Linked DNA regions of Homo sapiens: regions 1 and 2 are each linked to region 3. Evidence: chromatin loops called from intact Hi-C (ENCODE). Cell type or tissue: endothelial cell of umbilical vein. All regions are shown on one strand. Region 1 has its middle 33 kb from the start of MAN2A1. Region 2 overlaps MAN2A1 (mannosidase alpha class 2A member 1). Region 3 overlaps MAN2A1 (mannosidase alpha class 2A member 1).

Region 1 (2,500 bases), 100 kb after region 3:
GGTTAGTATATAACCGGATAAGTTATTTAATATGTTTTCCATAATTATCATTGATGCTAATTGTTACAACATTTTGTCAAGGCACTATATTTTAAGTAAACTGGCTCTCTCCATCATATCCCCCTCCATGCCATTATCTTTTATCCAACAGAGAGCCAGAAAATTCATTTATTTATTTATTCAGCCATCAAAAATATTTGTGGAGTACTTTCTACATGCAAGGCACTCTTCTTAGTGTTAGAGAGTATTCAAAGAAGTTATTTTTTAAAAAAAAAAAAAACCCTTGCTTTCAAGGACCCTAGGCTTTGATAGAGACAGTAAGATGTGCTTTCAAAAACCCACAGTAGAAAGCAATGCTATTTGAGTGGTAAAGGGAAGGCAAATATGTATTGATCATCTAAGTGCATTCACATGTGATCTCATATAATTCTTACAGCAATCCACCCCCAGGAGTATTATTATCATCCCCTTTTTTTAAAGATAAAAAATGAAAGAACTTCCTGAAGGTCATAGGATTTTAAAGTGGATCTCTCTGAGTCCAAAGCTCATGCTCAGTCTGGCAGGAATACAGGCTCAAACTTTCAGGAAAGGAGAAGGCCTATGCTGATGTGGTCGGGGACACCAAGGCTGGAAAGAGAAGTGAGGTTTGGAGAGAAGGTATTCCAGGAATAAGGCACAGGGAAAGAAGTGGGGTGGGAGAGAGAAGAACTCACTTGAGGAACAGCAAGAAATAGTGCAGACAAGTAGTGGAAAATCAGGCTAGAACTAGTAGCTTTGGGCTCGAGGAGTAAGACCATTTAGTGGTGAACTGTGAAGATTACAGTTTTTTCTGCAACCGGCAGTTCTACTGGAACATTCTGATCAAGGACATGGGATAAAGAATGTCATTTTTCAAAAAAAAATTCTGCCAGTAGAGTACAAAAGCATGACAGAAGGAAGAGATACAATCTATTCCATCATTCCTGGTGCAAGCCACATTTCTGGGTTGGCCCAGGAAGCTGCCAGTCATGCTTCCTGTGGTTTGCGGTGAACATGTTCATTCCTTCTTGTGTGAAACTGGCAGTTCCTTCTTAGGTCTAAATGTGTCATGTGGAAGTGCTCCCATGGCGACACGAAAAGAGAAGCAAGGCAAGAAAAAGAGTCAAACTTGTTTTGCTGTAATTCAAATAATAATTTTACTCCCTGAGTAAGCTCAGTTTTTTCATGCATTTCTTTTTATAGTAAGGCCAATGTTTATTCTGGCCATGAAAGGAGGAGAGAGTCTGGGGTCATTGCCACTTCATAAATACCCTTCACAAAAGCATACCTAATAAAATTTCTAGATGGTCTAGATGGAAAGGGTCAGAAGGGTGGCAACCAGCTTAAAAGGCAATGGCATTACTGAAGTTTCTGTAGCATACTAATTGAGGTTGATGGTAGGAGTTCAGTGCTAGGAGACATAGATACGTCCAGATATTGCAGGAGTGCCCAAACCCTGAACCTAAACCACTCTCAATTTTCCTTTATCATAGGGTATTCCTGCCAATTGTGTATTAGAGTCACCTGGAGAGTTTTGAAAATATACCCATATCCAGGCCCCACCACCAAGAGGTTCTGAATTACTTGATCTTTGGGCATTCCTCCCCATCAACACCTCACCCCATTTCTAAAATGAGGTTTAATTTACACAGGGTAGTACACATAGATTTTTGGTCTAAAGTTTGATGAACGGGTGCAGTTTTTTAAACTTAGATGCCATAAAATTCAGAGATGAACATTCTTTGACCTTCAATTTGCAGGCTGAATTCTATAAGGATAGGGGAAATTCGGAGATGTAGCAGAAATGGAAATAATTGTTCAAATTACCTTTAAAGGGTATGTTGGCCTGCACTTACTCAGACAGTACAGTTTGGCAATGCTCACTATATATAATCCTTTTCATTTTATGTTATGTATGCTGAAACACTGGATTCACACTGCACATCAGTTAACTCTGGGAAGACAGTGCATCAGGAGGCCAGAAGATTCTTTCCCTTTGTGAGTCATATCACCGACATAACCTGAAAGCTTGTTATAGAGGAGCCAGATTGTATAAAAAAGTGAGTCCAGAGGGCTGTTTTTGGTGGTACAATCTTGGCCCCAATGCTTTAATAAAGACCCTTGGGTGATCCTGTTATTATGCTTGGAAACAATGGAAAAGGGAGCTCACAGGGGATTCTGGCAGCAACAGCATGTCTAAAGGCAAAAGCCTTGCCTTGTTTTGTGCTTCCAAACATAAGATCATCTGCATGGAAATATACCAGGGAGTATGAAGGAATCAAACCCAGAAAAGCATTAAGGTAGGGAAAATAGAACGAGGAACTTAGGACATTGTTTGATTGCCTTGTCACAATTAAAACTGCTTTGGAAACACTCATAAGGGAGAAGAGCAAGAATTTCATTGTTATGAAAAGAGTGATTTTGGTAAACATGCAAGCAATTAAACATGCAAGATATAACTTTATTGTCTGATGTTTATTCC
Region 2 (2,500 bases), 110 kb before region 3:
TGCATCAAGGATAGTGATGAAGGTGTGAGACTTTCGACAATAAACTTGTTTAAAAGTTTCTGTACCAATATCTGAAAAGTAAATGATAAAATTTACATATTTAGATCAACTTTGAAGATTAGCAGCACAACTACATATTCTGTGAAAATTAGTATGAGAAGGAATAAAACAGTATGTTGAAGTTCTCTTTTGAGGAAAAAAGGGTGGATTAAATATACATATATGTTATTAAATATACATATATAAGTTCTCTTTTACAGAAAAAAGGGTGAATTAAATATACATATATACATGCTTGAACATACAGACTACGCTTGGAAGGGAACAGGAAACCAGTAATGGTCATGAGCAACATATTCTGCATTCCTTTTTGTATTGCTTGAGAATTTTATCATGCACAGGGGCTTTTTCAATAAAAGAAAGGACCTCCAATGGCCAAGAAGCTTTAAAAACATCCTCATTCTCTTTTAGTCAATACTTACCCCTAACAATGGTAGTCCTCAACCACTTTTTCCTGTTCCAACAGAGTTAAGAGAGAGCACACAGGCTCACTACAAGGAGGGATCATTATGTCATTGAGTCCCAGTCTATAGAGGTGGACAGGTCATTTGGAAAGTATTTCCCTCACCGCTGCCATGTTATCTGTCTCTCTGGATCGTATAACCCCCTTATGACTCAAGGCCTTAATGTCAGAATGCTCAGAACCAAGTAAACTTAGATCATCAACAATACAATAGAGTGCAAATACAGTATAATAAAAAAGTAATAAAAATATCAGTGCTTTCTTGGCACCAGCTCCAAGCAGGGTAGGGTAAAAGAAATGTAGAAGCTAATCTATCTAAGTAGGTTCAGGGCTCCTACCACATTTTTCTTATCTTTTTGGACCCCACACACATGCTAATTTGTAGGGTTGGAACTGAATCACTTGAGTCTGGTCTACAGCATTATTTATGAGGTTTTGGAGGAAAGCTGGGTCAGCTGAGCTGCCTGGTGAGGCAGACCTGCCTGTGTACCTAAATCAGCCCAGCTGCCTTCTCTGAGTCATGGCCCTTTCAGTGACAGAGGCAGGAGATTGGAGGTTTGTTTCCTTTCAAGGACAGGCTTGATGGAACTGCCAGAAAGACCAACTTGAAGAGAAATAAACAATAGGCAGCCAGCAAGCTGTGTTCAGACTGAGGATCTGTTTGGCCTGCACGGTGTGTTGACTCATATGCAAATCTGCATTAATCAGAAGACCAAGACCTACATTTATTTCCCAAGGGAAAACAACTGATTGGCGCTACGTACAGCTGCCTCCTGGGCTGTGGGTGGATTATCCCACTAGCCTACAGTCTCAATTTTCCCAGTTGCTTCTTTATGGCTACCTCTATAAGCTTCAGTTATTATAAACTTGCCTTGGCCTCTGTAGGACTTAGGTTTACCAATGCTGAACTAGATGATATGTGAGCATGTGTGGTTCAGGGGAGGAGAAAACTGGGGGACTGGGAGCAAGGCACTTTGTAGGCTGGAAATAGAAGGCCTAGGAAATAACAAGAGCATTGCCTTCAAATGTGCATAAATTCCAGCTATGCCTTTTGATGTCAACAAGGAAAGGAGGCTGAAGTTTTGAGAAAGTGCATTTTTCAGATGGGGAGATTCAAACTAATTTGCAGACTGATGAAACTGAGACAGTAAAGAAGCAATGAAACATGATCTTATTGTCAAGATCCTTTGCAGAAAGAGGATTTCAAAGCACACTAACAGTAAGCAAAAATAACCTTTTCAACTTACCTTTCCCTGAGTAGTAGAACAAAACAGCCCTGTGCCTTTGCTAGAGAACCGACAATCAAACCCTTTTCTGTGGAGGATCAAGGCTGCCTCATTGGAGTGCCCATTGCCCACCTGCAAATGAGCAGAATGCAGTCACACCGCGCAGACAATAAAGCAAATATTTATGGTACTTCACACACCACTCTCTCGATGTCAGCATCCAAAAGCACATTTATTTAGCAAGAAAGTTAGGCAAATTCATTTCTCCTCAGGTCCATGCTCACTGCCCATTCACCTGCTACCATTCTCTCCTACTTGTACTGAGCCAGGTAAGATTATGTTCTAAGGTTCCTTGTTAGGTAACCTCATGCCTTGGTTTCCCCTATAATCCCCGAGGACTTAGGTTTCCTTATGTCCATACATTATATATTGTTTTATTAAAGTTTATTCAAATAAAGCATTATGTTTTCGTCTTATTTTTCAAACACACACATCAGTTGAATAAACTGCACCTGAACTTAGTCCTTATCTGGTCATTGAATGACATACCATCTAACTTAAAAGTCACACATGCTTCTTTATTGAACATTAATTTTTGCTAACTGCATTCTTAATCTTTGATGTACTGATTCATTATTTTTATATCAGAGCTATTTAAATTTAGTTATGCTTTCACTTGGTAGGCCAGCTCACATTTACCAGCTTGATGTATCATTTAAATTGATACTGCAGAAGCTATTGTTGATAGGCA
Region 3 (2,500 bases):
AAGAATATCTACAAATTTTAAAAAAGGCAACAACCCTTTACTAGTATAGCTAGTAAGACTAATAAAGAATAAAAGAGAAAAGAATCAAATAGACACAATAAAAAATGATAAAGGGGATATCACCAAAAAGTGGGCGAAAGATATGAACAGACACTTCTCAAAAGAAGACATTTATGCAGCCAACAAACGTGAAAAAAAGCTCATCATCACTGGTCATTAGAGAAATACAAATCAAAACCACAATGAGATACCATCTCACCCCAGTTAGAAAAGCGATCATTAAAAAGTGAGGAAACAACAGATGCGGGACAGGATGTGGAGAAATAGGAATGCTTTTACATTGTTGGTGGGAGTATAAATCAACCATTGTGGAAGACGGTGTGGTGATTCCTCAAGTACCTAGAACCAGAAATACCATTTGACACAGCAATCCCATTACTGGGTATATACCCAAAGGATTATAAATCATTCAACCATAAAGACACATGCACATGTATGTTTATTGCAGCACTATTCACAGTAGCAAAGACTTGGAACCAACCCAAATGCCCATCAATGATAAACTGGATAAAGAAAATATGGCACATATACACCATGGAATATTATGCAGCCATAAAAAGGATGAGTTCATGTCTTTGCAGGGATATGAATGAAGCTGGAAACCATCATTCTCAGCAAACTAACACAGGAACAGAAAACCAAACACCGCATGTTCTCACTCATAAGTGGGAGTCGAACAATGAGAACACATGGACACAGAGAGGGGAACACGACACACAGGGGCGTCAGGGGCTGGGAGGCTAGGGAAGGGATAGCATTAGGAGAAATACCTAACATAGATGACAGGTTGATGGGTGCAGCAAACCACTATGGCATGTTGTAAACCTATGTAACAAACCTGCATGTTCTGCACATGTATCCCAGAACTTAAAGTATCTATCTATCTATCTATCTATCTATCTATCTATCTATCTATATATATATATATATAGCAACAATTCAAATAAAAAGAATGGGTAAAAGACTTAGAAACTTGAAAATAGGGTATACCACTGGCCAATAAGCACAACAAAACATACTCAGCATCATTAGTCATCATAGAAATGCATGTTAAAATAACAGTGAAATATCACTATATACCCACTAGCATGGTTCTAAGAAAAAAGACTCACACAGCAAACACTGGCAAAAATGTGGAACAATCAGAACTCTAATTCGTTGTTGGTGGAATATAAAATAGCACCACCACTTTGGAAAACTCTTTCAAAGTTCACATAAGCTGCAACATAAACTTATCCTATAGCCCAGCAATTCTAGTGCTAGTAAACATTTCACTCCAAGAGAAGGAAAACATATGCCCATAAAAAGACCTGTGCACAAATGTTTATCACAGTATGATTCACCATAGCTCAAAACTGAAAGCAACCCAAATGTTCAACAGGAAACTGGATTAATAATAAAAGGAAATGGATTACCAACATACACAACAAGAATGAATCCCAAAAACTTCATGCTGGTGACAGGATATAAGATCACTAACAAAAATCAATTGTATTTCTACATACTAGCAATGAATAATCCTAAAATGAAATTAAGAAAACAATCCCATTTATAATGGCAGTAAAACAAACAAAATGCCTAGGAACATATTTAACAAAAAAAGTACAGGACTTTTACACTGAAAGCTATAAAACACTGTTGAAAGAAATTAACGATGATCTACTTAAATGGAAAGCCATCCCATGTTGCTATATCAGAAGATGTGACATTGTTAAAACGGCAATATTCCCCCAGATTGACCTACAGATTTAATACAACCACTAGCAAAATTCTAGCTGATATTTTTGCAGAAATTGATAAACTGGCCTAAAATTCACATGGAAAAAACAAGTTTAAAAAAAGAACGGAAGTTGCAGAACTCAGACTTCCCAATGTCAAGCTTATACAAGCTATAGTAATCAAGACAGTACGGTACTGGCATAAATATAAGTCAAGGAAACAGAACTGAGAGTCCAGGAATAAACTCTCATAATTATGGTTAACTAACTGTTAACAAGTGTGCCAGGACAATTCAGTGAGGAAAGAATCATCTTTTCCAATAAGTGGCATTGGAATAACTGGGTATCAACATGCAAAAAAAATAAATATGAAACTCTACCTCACATCATATACAAATATTAACTAAAAATTAATATTTTAGTTAATATAACAATTATATTAATAGTTATATTAACTATTATATATTAACTATATAATATTAACTAAATATAATATTTAGTTAATTTAATCACTGACATAAATGTAAGAGCTAAAACCATAAAACTAGTTTAAAGACAGTAGTACATCTTTATAATTCAGGATTAAACAACAGTTTCTTACTATGGCATCAAAAGCACAAGCAACAGAAGAAAAACTTCCTCAAAATTAAAACTTGTGCACTAAAAGACACCTTCAAGAAAGTGAAAAAACCACAGAATGAGAAAATAAATTTGTAAATCAC

The links. Peaks named below come from ENCODE experiments on the same cell type or tissue, not always from the same donor. Only the 100,000 strongest peaks of a DNase experiment are listed, where the experiment ranks them.
Region 1: it touches region 3 in a loop (8-fold over the local background); 1 of 110 quality-filtered maps calls a loop at or near these places.
Region 2: a loop joins it to region 3, with 5 times the contacts of the local background. A loop is called at or near these places in 1 of 110 quality-filtered maps.

Annotation. Positions count from the first base shown.
Region 1 is chr5:109,655,536-109,658,035 of GRCh38, reverse strand. No RefSeq gene overlaps it. Among named protein-coding and RNA genes, the nearest start is that of MAN2A1, 33 kb to the left of the region's middle. In endothelial cell of umbilical vein, no CTCF peak of the experiment used is centred here; a DNase peak (open chromatin) is centred at 1,015; H3K27ac peaks cover 1,323 bases.
Region 2 is chr5:109,864,417-109,866,916 of GRCh38, reverse strand. It overlaps MAN2A1 (mannosidase alpha class 2A member 1), which reads right to left. Exons shown (of 22, transcript NM_002372.4): 21 at 1,771-1,881; 22 at 1-71. Among named protein-coding and RNA genes, the nearest start is that of LINC01848, 18 kb to the left of the region's middle. In endothelial cell of umbilical vein, no CTCF peak of the experiment used is centred here; DNase peaks (open chromatin) are centred at 626 and 1,096; H3K27ac peaks cover 2,147 bases.
Region 3 is chr5:109,758,439-109,760,938 of GRCh38, reverse strand. All of the region lies in intron 5 of MAN2A1 (mannosidase alpha class 2A member 1), which reads right to left. Among named protein-coding and RNA genes, the nearest start is that of MAN2A1-DT, 69 kb to the right of the region's middle. In endothelial cell of umbilical vein, no CTCF peak of the experiment used is centred here; a DNase peak (open chromatin) is centred at 1,428; H3K27ac peaks cover 1,272 bases.